Linked DNA regions of Homo sapiens: region 1 is linked to region 2. Evidence: chromatin contacts called from ENCODE Hi-C or POLR2A ChIA-PET data. All regions are on one chromosome and are shown on one strand. Each heading gives the region's core, a stretch centred on a gene start or an enhancer-like site at or near the end of the contact. The rest is flanking DNA. Distances are from core to core; before and after follow the strand shown. Region 1 overlaps ETV6 (ETS variant transcription factor 6). Region 2 holds the start of BCL2L14 (BCL2 like 14).

The links. Hi-C counts contacts between places; a loop is a spot of excess contacts on that map. ChIA-PET counts read pairs that join two places held with the same protein, here RNA polymerase II (POLR2A). Pooled maps may share reads with other maps.
Region 1: a pooled map shows a loop between it and region 2 (2.6-fold over the local background). The contact joins the enhancer-like site here to the promoter of BCL2L14 in region 2. A Hi-C loop is called at or near these places in 3 of 50 pooled maps. POLR2A ChIA-PET finds 5 or more read pairs at or near these places in 2 of 52 experiments (activated CD4-positive, alpha-beta memory T cell and activated naive CD4-positive, alpha-beta T cell).

What each region holds. Positions count from the first base shown.
Region 1 is chr12:11,757,712-11,765,040 of GRCh38, forward strand. All of the region lies in intron 2 of ETV6 (ETS variant transcription factor 6), which reads left to right. Among named protein-coding and RNA genes, the nearest start is that of ETV6, 110 kb to the left of the region's middle. RefSeq lists enhancers at 915-964, 4,396-4,565, 4,576-4,695, 5,196-5,245, 5,576-5,785. Within about 2 kb of position 5,105, at least 10 of the 41 ENCODE cell types and tissues checked have a DNase peak (open chromatin) inside an H3K27ac peak, as active enhancers do.
Region 2 is chr12:12,066,059-12,073,481 of GRCh38, forward strand. BCL2L14 (BCL2 like 14) reads left to right here and starts at 4,881. Exons shown (of 6, transcript NM_138723.2): 1 at 4,881-5,079. RefSeq lists a silencer at 3,539-3,718 and enhancers at 5,088-5,177, 6,925-7,423.

The sequences.
Region 1 (7,329 bases), core at 3,855-6,354, 310 kb before region 2:
TTGAAAGTAGAGGCACTGCTGACCGCTGAAGTCTGGGCAGCCACAGGTGCAGGGACTGGGACCGGTGTGGTTCTAGTGATGCCACCTGATCATGAAGTTGTGCTGAATCCTCAGCAGACTGGCTTCTCCCTCGTAGTAGGATGAGGGAGAGGAATCAGGATAACAGCCTGTCCCTGTGGATGGTTTATTCTGGTTTTGTTCACCAGTCCTGCTGCCTCCCCGTTTGTTCTCTTGCGAGCTCAGGTTAGAGTTGAATTTCTCCCTACAACCAGAATGCCAGGGCTGGTCCTGTAGGCCCTGATGGGCCAGCTCTGAGAGTGGGCTCAATCCAGTACCCAATTCCCCAGCATTTTGCTAGGGGTGCCCTTCTAGGAGCAGGGTCTCACTGCTTTTGGAAGTCTCCAAATAAAAAACCATGGTAATAGAAAGGGCTTGGGTCTGGATAGACGTGAATGGACTTGAATTTCAGGGTTGGCTCTATTAGAGAGATGATTTAACCTCTCTAAGACTCAAGTTTCTAACGACACCTACTAATGAGGGCTTCTTAGAAGTATCAGAGCTCATTTATGTATAGCACCTGGCATAGTGCCTGGCCTGCAGTGGCCAGGTAGCTCACCAAAGCTCCATTTCTGTTTCCGGTTATGGTGAATAGCCTGTTGAGGAGGTGGCTTCCCCATGCAGGAGCCAAGGGAAGCAGACATGTCGTTGTCTGTGTGTTTCATTAAAGAAAGGACCTAGGGTTCTGTCTGTGTATTATTGAGACTAATCTTCCTAAGTCACAATGGAAATAAGCTTTGCTTTCAAACGATCCCCTGTGATTTCCAGGGGCTCAGTTTTGCTCTAGGGCACTCCATCCCAGGACCTTTTCCTACCCACATGTCTCTCCCTCAGTCTGGAACTTTCTTCCCGTTCTCGCCTGAATCTGTGAATCTCCTTCAGCCTTCCCCACTCTTCTAATACCTATCAAGTCCTCCCCTGTCCTTTGCTATCACATCAGTGTTCCAAAAATGGCCTCTCCTCACAGCTGCCTGTGACGTGCAGTGATATCACCAGCAGAGTTGAGACAAGGACAAGGAGAAGAGATTTAATTCTCTGTCAGTGTCTTACAAAGCAGTAATGACTTCTAACAAAGCCGACCAGCCACTAGCATTTTCTACTTTGTTCCCCCTTAAGCCTTCTTTTGGGTGCCTTCACTTTTTACATCCAAATGCTTGAAGCTTTCTACTTTCCCCGCGGCACATGTGGCTGTACGAGGGCCCTGGTTAGCTGCTTCAAACAGCTTGAAGAGCAAAAACAGCCCACAGCAGAACAGCCAGGATGCTTTGGAAGGGAAATTTCCTTTTTGGGTTTGCTGTCTGAAAGAATTTCCGATGCAGGCAGACGTTAATTCCTAGCTCCATGCTTCCTGATAAGGAAGCAGCTTCAATAAATGCAGCTATTTATAGATGTCTTTTTTTTTTTAAGAAAAAAAATATATAACCAGAGGTTTACTGACCTTTTCTTTCACTTCACATTTCATGCAGTGAGCTCTGTGTACATTTAAGGCAGTTCCTCCAGCGTCAGCTCTGACAAAGTGGCCCTGGTTTCGCTGTGGGGGATGGGGAGGGGAGGATGAAGATGGCACGGCCCCTCATTAGTGTCACGGGCTCTCCCTTTCCTCAGAGTTCTGAAGTAGACATTTGGAAACTGTTGACAATGGGTTGTCCCTACCTGGTGCTCTGTGTTATTTATGTGAGCCCAGAGGTGCCCAGCTTTATTCTAGACTCAACACTGAAAGGTTATAGCAGACTAAGAGAACCCTTTAAAAAATAAAAGACGATGAGAACCAGTCCATTTTATGAAACTTGAACAGCAACAGGAAATCAGAAACTTTATTTCCATTTCTTCTTTTCTTCTGTCCGTTGCTTCCTCTTGGATTTTCCCAACCCTCAATACGTCTGTGGTCTTTCTCTCGTCTTGATGGGTTTCCGCAGATTGAGGAGTTCCTGTCCATGAGCTCCACAGTCACCCTTACATGTATCTACCTAATGCTTTCTGGCAGGTGTGATAAAGGTTCAGTGTGTTGGCTTGAATGTGCTTCTCTAAGTTACTTCTCACCTCCTCTGATTATCAGAAAGCATTGGTTGAGCTGAGTATATACAAATACAGCAGTTTCCATGCTCAAATAACTGATATTTTCTCCCATTTTGCTTCATGTGTGAGTTACACCACATTAGTAATTCAAACTTTTGGGGTTTCTGGCAGGATGACCTTGACAACTTCATCAGAGGTAAACGTTAGCAGCGACGTTTAGATGTTGCTGCTTTTGCTGTTGCCATGGGTGGATTCTGATTCTCAGTTGCCTGTACCATGTGTGAGTGTTTTGTGGTTCATTTTTCTGATCTCTTCTGAAGGAGGGGTAGAGCAGGACTTGAGAGATTTAAACTGGCCCTGGCTCTGGCCACATGCTGACTGTAAATTCCCAAGTATAATTAGTCACACTGCCCCAATATTTACTGCCTCCATCTTGGGTGTGTGGACAAAACCCCATTCTTTCAACATTGGTCTCCATTTCTGCTTCCAGCAGATCATGGATACCAGTAGCTCTCAAATGGGGCTGTAAGATTCCAGTAATAGAAATGCAGATGATGGGTACGGATAATGGATAAAGAACTGTAGATGTGGGGTGGATGACGATTGGATACCTAGAAGGGAAAGTTGACTGCACAGGGCTACGCAGTGAATACCCTATTTTACCAGGTCAGCTGAGGCTAAATTCTCTACTTCTGGGGTGGGGGTACTAACTGAAATGGTTCACTGAGGAGGGTGAAGGTTTGTAAGGGAAGATGTAACAATACTTTTTTAAAAGCACCTAGGACAAGTTTTAGGGTGTTGAATAGCACCATTTAAAAATTATAGGGGTATCCAGCAATTTATGGAGCTCTGATTGAGAAGTATCATTGTTAGGATTTTATTACCCATTTGTTTTCCAGAAGTAGCTCATCTTTGCAAATGAGCTTTAGTTTTTTGGTCATTGTACCCTACCTGCCAGCTCACAGGAGCCTGTGTTTCTCCTTAGGAGCCACTCTGAGGTCAACCGTGTTTAAGATCATAAAGCCACTCTAGAGAATCTCTGTGGCATTGTTGTGTGGAAGAAGAAATAATGATCACTACTATTATTATATATATGTGTGTGTGTGTGTGTGTGTGTGTGTGTGTATATAAAAGTATATGTGTGTGTGTGTATATATGTATATATGTGTGTATATGTATATGCTTCATATATATTATCCTGAATAATAACAAACTCTGCACAGTAGATATTATACCTGAGGCTCAGGTAAACCACTTGCCCGAGGTCACCCAGAGAAAGTGGAGGAGCCCCAATTTGAATCCGTATCTAATTCCAAAACCCAGACTTTTATTTTCCACTTCACCCTATTACTCTTTAAAAGTCTGAGGAGCAAATGAAAGTTGTTTCATTCTATCTATTGGTTAGAAGGAGAATATCCAAGCTAACAGGCTGATTTTTTTTTCCAATTTTTAAGCATAATATAAATTACTGACAAGAGGGCCCAGATGGATAAAATCAGAGCTATAAACCAAATTATCTTTTGAACTTGAAGGAAGATAAATTTCCATATCCAATCCTGTATGCACACTGTTATCTGCCAGATAGTCTCAGGTATGTGTGTAAATTCTGGAGTGTTAGAAACAAAACTAAATGAAGTAAAAAGAGGTTCCTTGTCTATTATTTTCCATCTTTTTTAAAGAGATGATCTACCTCACAGATGGTTATTAAACAGTAAGAAAGATGCTGTGATTGAATGAAGATTGTGTTACTGAGTTTACACCTTAAAACACTGAACTTCCTGATAATTTGTGTTAAGCCAACACGCTTCAGAAAAATTGCCTGACGTTTGGTGCCTTAGTTTACCCACATGGCATGTGTGCCAGAACACGCTACAACAGGGTAAGAGGGCAGAGAACATGCTCTTGTAGGGGTCAGTTCCTTGAGCTCTGGTTCTACGTGGCTGATTACTTGGGTCATCCCAGCAGTTCATTCCATCTCTCAGGACTGTGGTTTCCACATCTGCAAAGTGAAATGGCCTGAGTATATGATTCCTAAGTTCTCCCCAACTCAATCGTCGCATTGTTCTCTTATTCCAGAAGAGAAACACAAGGGGTATCAGCAGTGGAACATTATCTGTAAATGCCAGATTTCATGATCATTCACTTGATTTTTAGGACTCAACATCAAATTTTAGTGCAGATGGTGGTACTTTCATGACACAGGAAATTGTCCTTCGTTTTACCTGTGATTGTTTTGGGAGGAAGCCCTCCTGCAAGGAAATAGGGAAATCCAACACCCAGCTCTGTTGAGCATTTCCCTATGGTTCCTGTGATTGAAATCGGGTTAATGCTTTTGTGGGATGAGAACTGGTGCCAGCTCCTAGGCCTTGCAGGGCTTCTAAAGACTGTCCCTGCCACTCTTGCCTTATGCTGGTTCCCAGGACCTTACAGCCAGATCACAGGCCTGCTCCCCTGTTCTCATAGCCCCCTTTCTGGCCTGAGAATTGTCTGTGGCTTGGCCCTTTGCCCCATGCAACATGCACAGGTGTGGCTTCTGCTAACTATCTACTTGACCCCAACTGTGTGATTAGCGGCAATCCCCTCTGCAACTCAAGGCGTGTTTGCCTTTCCTGTAACCTGTAAAAAATTTCAGTCTGCGTTTTTCTCCCTCTGGAGATGGTATCCACTGGGTTTTAGGCTTTACAGAGCCAGCTGATCTGCGTGGATGGGCCACACTATCCTCCCTTAGCCGGCTCCGTAGCACATGCACAATTAATACTGCATTAATTAATTATGGGAGAAAAAAAGCACAGTTGGCAAGGGAATGAAGGCTTTCAGCTTCTAAAGTGAAGGCTTTGATGCTGAGCTTGAAAGTACATTTCCATCCGCCTCAGCCAGCAGAGAGAATCTGTGACACTTATACCATCCCCTGGGCATGAAAACTCACACCCAAGGAAAGTATTTCTAAATAGAGGCCCTCAACTAGTTGCTGGAATCATCTACTCATTGCCATGGGCTGTGAAAAGGGGGTGTAAGATTAGGGAGAAAAGACTCGCCCAAAGCAGCAGTGATTCGTGACCAAAGCTGATGAGGGGTTTTATTTTTTCTCCTTAAGTAGCTCTTAAGTCACCAACATCAGGAACTCTTTGTAGAGAAACAAATATGAGTAAGTGATTTGGTGCCAGCCCTCTTGAGGACATAAAATGACTCTTTCTCCTTCCTCCTCCTCCTCGCATGCCTTGCTTCAGGAAGGAACCCTAAGGTGGTGCAGGTTCCCAAACCTGTTATTCGGATGGGTTGGAAGGTTCATCTCTGTTAGGCATGGTTTCCCACTAGATATGAACAAAGTCGGGGAGAAAATGCTTTCCTTTTTCATTCTGATTCCTTCACGCCATTGTTCTTGAACTCCTCAGCTCCCACACTGACTCCTTTCACTTCTCCTATGAGGTGGTAGTGAAGCCACCTCACAAAGTCCCCTCTCTGAACAGACGCAGTTCTCGTTCCCCTATTTACAACTCTGTCAAGCATTTTTCGTGGGGGCTCTTGCTGACCTTAAAATTTGGCCGTGATTCAAATATTCATCCAGGTATCTGGGGTTTTATTAAAGGTCTTTTAGGAACACAAAAGTAGGAATTCCCTGAGAGAGGTTTTCTTCACTTGAGACTCATGGGTTATAAATGAAACTACTGGAATGCCCTGACCAAGTGCTGAGAGGAGCTTCAGAGACCCACAAAAACCTAAAAAGATGTGAAATTTGTCTCTGATCAAATAGATTTTGGACCTTATGAAAGAAAATAAGCTTTTCTTTTGATTCTTAGAGAAAAATTTTTGCTTCAGATGAATCCAAGTGTGTGTGCACGCACGTGCTTTCGTTGGGATCGTCTTATAGCTGTTATTCCAGATACCTGCTTCACAAAGCTTCTGTGATTATTCCTACTACTGTGACGATTCCTGCCACCCCAGTGATCGGGGAAAAGAACTTGAAATACAACTGGGTATTGTAGCATTGGCACTGTGCAGACGCTGTGTAGCTCTCTCATGTCTGGTACTTCTTTGTTTGCTAAAGGAGTATTGAGATTCAGAAAGTGGCTGCCTTCTAAACCTTTATTGTTCAGATAGCATTACTTTGGACCCAGGACAGAGGGCTTATAGTTGACTGTGAACGGGGTGAATGTTATACTTAAGCAGGGAATGTGGTCACCCAGTTGCAATGATTTAGAGTGCTTTGAACATAAATATCTCCCACGATGAATGACCAGGGTGCCTGAAATTCCATTGTTGAGACATTCCTTTTGGATCAGGCATTATTTCCACATAGCTCCACTTTTAAAAGTAAATCATTATGGCAGGAGATAGTTATGGAGAGAGATAATTAATACCTCAAGTCCCTAATATCTTAATGAAAATTAGCTTATCAGATCTCCTGAATTTTTTGAAGTGGAAGGACCGTGGCCAGCACGGAGTGGGTAGAGTTGGAAATAAGCACTATAATTTGCTTAGGGCTGGCCTTCTCTGTGGATAAGACAGATGGAAAACTAGATGGAAAATCCAGGCCTCCTGATTTAGACAAAACATTGTGAGCCTGGAGCTCTGAGGCCAGGATGAGCAGTCTGCTACTTACTGTGCGTGGCCATTGCTCTCAAGACATTGCCATCATCAGTCTTGGCCAAAGAAGGTCAGGTCTCCTCTAGTACACTGGCGATTTGAGAATGTGCAAGTCATCTGCATTTCTTTGACAGGAGTAGTGAATTTGGGAGTATAAATCTGAATCCTTAAGCCTTTCAACCATTCTCACTAAATGTCTTTACTTCAGGGATGATCACGTTTGATCGTAATGCCAAGATCTTGCAGATGTATAAAGGGCATGGTAATCCAAGTCTTGAGTTGAAGTAAGTGGTCAGGAAAATCTTGACCCTTGGGGAAGGAGCTACCAGAGCTGGGTGGCCTATGTGTGTGTGACAGGGAGGAGGTGTGCAGAATTTGGGGGAAAGATCCTTTGTAGTTCTCCATGTGGAATAATAACTTCCATTTATTGAGTGCTTATGGTAGGCGCTTTTCACATGTATTGTATCATTTAACCCTCTAGGCAGTCCTGTGAACTGGGTTTTATTATCCTCATCTTACTGATGAAGAGTCAAACTTAAAGAGGAAAAGGAACTTGACCAGAGTCACAGAGGTGGTAGGTGGGAGACAGGTCCATCCAATATACACCTTGCCTTCCAATAGAAGCCAAAGCCCTATTGCCTAATCTCTTCACTTTAAGAACATGAAGAATAG
Region 2 (7,423 bases), core at 3,631-6,130:
GGAATTACAGGCGTGAGCCACCGCACCTGGCCGAGAGTTTTTCTTGTGTCTGCTTCATCTTCATTGCCTTCAGCTCAAAATGATCTTAAGGTTAAAGTGTTGTACTTTGGGGAGTGGCATGTTGACCCCTTCACAGATGTTCTTCATAATGAATAGTGCTTCTCCTCTGCTCCGTTTCCCAAATCTTTCATTTCAACCAGTCACAGCCTTTTATTGCTCCATTCCAACTCTGATCCTATTTCATTGAGTTTCATCATTGATATCAAAACAAGGATAAATGTCAAACCCCAGAGTAATCTGGTGTCCACTCTAAAATCTGCTCATCTGGCCTTTCAAGTCTTCTTTGGTTACTCAGTGATGGGCAAAAACCCCAACGTTTTCCTGAGGATGGGCTTTTTATCTATATTATTCAAACTCTTAGGCATTTTTATCTAAGATATATTTCCAGTGATGATATAAATCAATTCCAGAATCATAGATTAAAGTGAATTCAAAGCATATATAACAATTTCAAAAATATTCATACCCAATAATTCCACTCTCAGGCATCATTTCTCAGGAAACAATAGAAAATGTGAGCAAAGATGAAAAGCTCTACCCTGCAGCATTATTTGTAACAGTAAGCACTTGAAGACAAACAAAACATTATTATTATTATTTTTTTTTTTTTTTTTTGAGACAGAGTCTCGCTCTGTCGCCCAGGCTGGAGTGGCGCAATCTCGGCTCACTGCAAGCTCCGCCTCCCGGGTTCACGCCATTCTCCTGCCTCAGCCTCCTGAGTAGCTGGGACTACAGGCGCCCACCACCATGTCTAGCTAATTTTTTGTATTTTTAGTAGAGACGGGGTTTCGCTGTGTTAGCCAGGATGGTCTCGATCTCCTGACCTCGTGATCTACCTGCCTTGGCCTCCCAAAGTGCTGGGATTACAAGCATGAGCCACCGCACCTGGTGACAAACAAAACATTTAAAAATAGTTGGCTGGCTGATTATTTGATTTGATTTGATTTTTATTTTGATTTTTTTGGAGACTGAGTCTCGCTCTGTCACCCAGGCTGGAGTGCAGTGGTGTGATCCCAGCTCACTGCAACCTCTGCCTCCTGGGTTCAAGTGATTCTCCTCTGGATGAATATTTTTAGTGCTATCATTCACTGGAATGATGTCGCCACTAAAAAATTTTATTTACAAAATAAGTTTATTAGAAGTTATGATGGCTGGACGTGGTGGCTCACACCTGTAATCCCAGCACTTTTGGGAGGCTGAGGCAGACAAATATCTTGAGCTCAGGAGTTGGAGACCAGTCTGGCCAACATAGTGAAACCCCGTCTTTATTAAAAATACAAAAATGAGCCAGGCGTGGTGGCACATGCCTGTAATTGCAACTACTCTGGAGACTGAGGTGGGAGAATAGCTTGAACCCGGGAGGCAGAGGTTGCAGTGAGCCGAGATCGTGCCACTGCACTCCAGCCTGGGGAACAGAGTGAGACTCTGTCTGAAGAAAAAAAAAGAATCATCCTGACTTTCCTTATAGAGAGGGGGAGGGCAGAGAGTTTGTCCTGTGTCTCCTTTTTCTCAAAGAAAAGAAGGGACGTCCACCAAATTTTTAGCAGCATTTCCCACTGAATGACTGCATTATGGCAATCCTTATTATGACCCTGTTTTACGAGTTTTCTACAACAGCATGTCTATGTTTACAATCGGGAGAAAAGTGGTTTTTGCTTTTGCTGTTTAATATCTAACATGTGTTGTGACCTGTCCCTGGCCAACTTGTTAGGCGTGGAGATAACATAGTTGAATGAGAGGTGGACAGTTGCTCTCCTCAGCTTCCGTGTGGGGTTTGCCCCTTCCCTGTGTTAATAGTTGCTTTACCAAAACCTTTCAGGACTTTTTTTTTTTGAGACAGGGTCTGGCTCTGTCACCCAGGCTGAGTGCAGTGGTGCCATCATGGCTCATTGCAGCCTCAAGCCCCCGGCCCCCTGCCAGGCTCAAGCAATCCTCCCGCCTCAGTCTCCTGAGTAGCTGAGACTACAGGTGTGCTCCACCACGCCCAGCTAACTTTTTATTTTTTTGTAGTGATGGGGTTATCACCATGTTGCCCAGGCTGGTTTCAAACTCCAGGACACAGTCTGTCCTCCTGCCTCAGCCTCCCAAAGCGCTGGGATTGCAGGTATGAGCCACTGTGCATGACCAAGACTCTTCAGGATCCTAAATGGTTTCAGCAACAAACATTGTTTAGTTATGTAACTCAGAACTCCAGTATGGACATACTATGTGATGTGATTTTATTATTGCTTATATGCTTTTGTGGTTTTATTGTTTGTTTTTCTGTTTGTTTGTTTTGAGACAGGGTTTTTGTTTTTGTTTTGAGACAGGGTCTTACTCTGTCACCCAGGCTAAACTACAATAGCATGATCCTAGCTTGCTGCCCCCTTGAACTCCTAGGCTCAAGCAATCTTTCTGTCTCAGACTACCAAGTAGCTAGGACTACAGGCATGTGCCACCATGCTATGTTGTCTGGCTGGTGTTGAATACCTGGTCTCCAGTGATCCTCCCACCTCAGCCCCCTGAGTAGCTAGCACTACATGCGTGAGTCATGCCTGGCTAATTAAAAAAAAAAAAATTAAGAGATGGGGTCTTACTATCACAGCGTGAATCCCAAAATTGGGGTTCAGTCTGGGAGGCCACATGGGTTCTTGGCTTCCCACAAGAAGGAATTCAAGAGTGAGCCAACAAAGTAAAATGAAAGCAAGGTTATTAAGCAAGTTAAGGAATAAAAGGGGGGCTACTCCATAGGCAGAGCAGTGGCATGGGCTGTTTGATTGAGTATACGGGTATTCCTTGATCATATGCTAAACAAAAAGTGAATTATTCGTGAGTTTTCTGGGAAAAAGGTGGGGAGTTCCCAGAACTGAGGGTTTTCCCATTTCAGACAATATAGGGTAACTTCCAGACATTGCCATAACATTTGTAAACTGACATGGGGCTGGTAGGAGCGAGTGTCTTTTAGCACAACAGTGCATTATCATTGGCATATAATGAGCTGTGAGGACGACCGGAGGTTGCTTTCATCGCATCTTGGTTTTGATAGATTTGGGCTGCTGCTTTACTACATGTCATTTTATCAGTGGTGTCTTTGTGACCTGTACCTTGCAAACCAGTCCTGAAGAACTCTTGTCTCATCACTGTGTTGTCCAGGCTGGTCTTCAAGTGATCCTCCTGGCTTCAGAGTGATCCTCTCACCTCAGCATCCCAAAATGCTGGGCTTGCAGGCTTGAGACACTGAGCCAGACCCTGTTTATTCTTGAATTGTTTCCAGTGAATATATCTCATCGTCTCCCCCCAAAAAAAGGTTGCAAGTTTTTGGCCAGGCGCGGTGGCTCACGCCTGTAATCCCAGCACTTTGGGAGGTGGAGGCGGGCAGATCGGGAGGTCAGGAGATCGAGGCCATCCTGGCTAACACGGTGAAACCCCGTCTCTACTAAAAATACAAAAAAAAAAAAAAATTATCCAGGCTTGGTGGCGGGCGCCTGTAGTCCCAGCTACTTGGGAGGCTGAGGCAGGAGAATGGCGTGAACCCAGGAGGTGGAGCTTGCAGTGAGCCAAGATCGCACCACTGCACTCCAGCCTGGGCGACAGAGCAAGACTCCGTCTCAAAAAAAAAAAAAAAAAGGTGGCAAGTTTTTATAAAAAGAGAAAAATCATTCTTAGTATTTCTTTAATACCCTCTACATTGACCTCACTGGTGCAAAAAATATTAGTTTGCTGGTGAAAATTCACCTCGAGTTACTAAATATCTAACTTTCCCATAACTACCATCTGTTTGTCTCTTGTGGATCTGTTTGCCTAATATTTAAATGACCCATTCTTCCCCACTTTTACGAAAATAGCATTAATTCCCCTTTCACTATTCACACTTCCTTCATCGTCACAGTTTGACCAGCGGTCCAGGGTTTATGATCTCAAGCATGGCCATATATATCTATTTCACTTAAGACTCTGGAAAGAGCATAAAATCAGATGTAACTGTTTCCTATTTCATATAATAGGGAATTCCATCTCTAAAGTTATGACATTTGGCCTTTCAGTGGGTTTTTGTGGTTTTTACTATGGCTGTGCTTAGATTCCTTTTTGAACACTTTTCCAGTGGTTCCACTTGAACACAATCTTTGAGTCACATAGGAGAGGTGACATGATAGAGTGTAAAGCCAGAAAGAGCACGATTTGGATCTCAGCTCAACTGATAGGGATCCGTAGCAAGATACTTCACCTCTCTGAGCCTCAGTTTCCTCATCTGTGCAATGGGAATCGTAACGCCTGCCTCTCAATGTTGTTAAGATTAAATATGTTGGCCGGGCGCAGTGGCTTACGCCTGTAATCCCAGCACTTTGGGAGGCCGAGGAGGGCAGACCACCTGAGGCCAGGAGTTCGAGACCAACATGGTGAAACCCCTGTCTCTACTAAAAATACAAAAATTAGCCAGGCGTGCTGGTGCAAGCCTGTAATCCCAGAAACTCAGGAGGCTGAGATATGAGAATCGCTTGAACCCAGGAGGCGGAGGTTGCAGTGCGCCAAGATCGCACCACTGCACTCCAGCCTGGGCAACAGAGTGAAACTCTGTCTCAAAAAAAAAAAAAAGATTAAATATGTGTACAGTACCTGTACCATGTTAGGCGGTCAGTAAACATTTGTTTAACTAACAACTGATAAGGATAGTAAAGAAGTATCAGAACACCCACCTAGTTATCCCAAAGGGCAGGAAGAGTGCTAGGTAATGGATATAGAATTCCTTTTAGAGTCAAATTACACGGGCAAAGATCAGCCCCTCCTTCAATTAAAAAGCCAGGGGCAGGGCGTAATAAGGAAGTGGTTCTCCTTCTTTAAGCCTCTTTTCAGGCTGAGTCCTAAACCTGAAGAAAGTTTAGAGCCTGGGGCTCTAAACTACCTGAGTCTTTCCAAACGACAAGCCAAGAAGACCTGTTGAAAGTTTCCTCTTAAGTTTCGTGGAGAGAGACTCAGGTATAGAAATATCCTTACTGCCACCTGACCTGAAGCAGAAGAAATCACAGACAGCTTCCAGACCAGGTAACACCAGGAGGCACCAGTCTTCATCCTCAGCCTTTGCAGGAGGACACAGCCTGGTCTTTAGCTGTTTGCCAAATGAGGCAGTCTAATTCAGGGAGCTCTTTACTGGGTTTATTACAAAGTTCTTATCATGTAAGTCTCAGGACACAAAATGACATTGAGAATCTAGTTTAGCGGGGTTTCCAGGAAAGACGAAGAAAGGTTATTTAGGTTTCTCTTTCATTTCTCTTTTGCTACAAAGGGTTTGGGACATTCAGTTAAGAACACATTACTGGTTGAGGTATGTGACGTTACTCAGTCTTCTCTGCTTATGTATCTGGGGAGGTATGCAATGACATGACAGCCATTCCGTGGCCAGGGACACCACTGCCCAAGCTGGAGACCACGAGGATTCAGGGACTGAAGCCAGCATGGGAATTCCTGGTTTGAGATCAGAGTCCTGAGTACCTCGTGGGAACTTGGGCACTCATCCGCAGGAGGTCTAGACCCCCAGAGAATTCCTTGAGTCTAAGGCACAGGTAAATGGAAGACCCTTCTCTCTCCTCTCTCCCCTCTAGAAAGCTCCCTCCTCCCTGAGCTCCCTGTCCCCTTCTTTCCACAATCAGAGCCTCGGACCTTCTGTTTGGTGAATATGACCTGAGGCTCTGTCTAGCATTCAGCTTCTATTGTGGGAAGTTAAGGCACTTTCTCTCATTCCTCATTTCACCTTTAGTATTAAAGAACAGTCCAGGCAGAAGGCACGAAGAGCCTGAGAGGTCTGAAGTGAGGGGGAGAGGAGAGGGGCAGAAGGGGAGGCTCCGGACAACAGAACCAAGCTGAGCTTAGGATGTGCTGTGGGAGGCTCCGTGGGGATGAGTGTCAGTGCCCACGAGATCCACTCAGGCCTCAACTGTGTGTCCTGAGCACATGAAGTCAGCTCTTCTGCTGGGACAGCCACCAAGGGATTCTCCACACCCCTCACCGCTGGGACAGGCAGAGGCACAGCGAACCAGGTGTCCAGCGTAACTGGGGCACTGGGTGGTGGCCGCCTCTGTGTGTGGAAACACGAGGTGCTTGCTGCAGTTTCCTCTGTGTGCTTATCCGTTAGCTGCCACCCACCGGGAGGGAAGTGAAATCTCACCTCAACAAGTGAGTCCGCAGAGCGAGAACCGTGCGACAGTGCGTCTGCCAATACCTGGAATGTAGGTGTTCGTTGCAGTGTGGCCTTCCCAGCCGGCCTCTCAGCACACCCGGCCAGGCAGCCAGTGTTCCCAGAGGACACGCTGGGGCCAGACGTGGAGGACCCCGGCCACCTCGGGGAGGGAAAGAGACCAAGAAAAGAACCTCTGTAGCCTTGCTTCTGAGAGTGCAGGTTTGTTACAGGTAAGGATCAGGAAGGTAAACATAGGGCAGTGAAGCAGGGTTGTGTCCTCTGCGGCCCTGAATTAGAATAAGCCTCACAGGTCTCACCCAGGAACGGAAATCTCCCCTCCAGGTTCTGAACCAGCATTCAGAGGCCCCACCCAGGGCTTCTGTCAACATAAGCATAAAACTTATGGTTTACCTTTCCATAAACCCCAAAGTTGGGCTTCTTGTATAGAGTACAATTTCTGTAGGAAGAGCTGAAAGCAGAAGGGATCTAACCTGTGATAATACTCGATCGCTGCTGCTTGAAAGTAAGACTTAGCTATACACTGAACAATCAAGTAATTTATAACAAGGATTAGAGGAAACAAAAACTCTGTGTTTGTGTGGGTGGGTTTTTTTTTTTCTTTATTTTTGTTTCTTAAGAGAGTGTCTCCCTCTGCCACCCAGGCTGGAGTGCACTGGCGCGATCATAGCTCACTGCAGCCTCCAACTCCCAGGCTCAAGCGATTCTCCCCCCTCAGCCTCCCAAGTGGCTGGGACTGCAGGTGCACACCACCACGCCCAGCTAATTTTTTTCATTTTTTGTAGAGACGGAGCCAAGGCTGGTCTTGAACTCCTGGGCTTAAGCGATCCTGCTCCCTGGGCCTCCCAAAGTGCTGGGATTACAGGCGTGAGCCACTGGGTCCGGCATCTACATTTGTTAAATACATTAAAACCCTCTTAATCCTTTGTCTCCGTTTGTTCTCTTTTGCTCCCTGCTCTCCAGGCTCTTGTGGCGGAGGCCCCCGCTCCCTCCGCTGTAGGGTAGCCTCCTTCTGGGGCTGGCTCCTGAGCACTGTTCTTTCTCCTCTCTCTCATCCTCTCTCATTCTTAGCTTTGCCTGTCGACTGGGCCAAGTCACAGCCTTTCTGGCCTGTAAGACAACAAAAATCTCACATTTTACTAAATGGAAGGACTAAGTACTCTGTCTTGACTTCAGTGGTTTCCCCGATTTCTG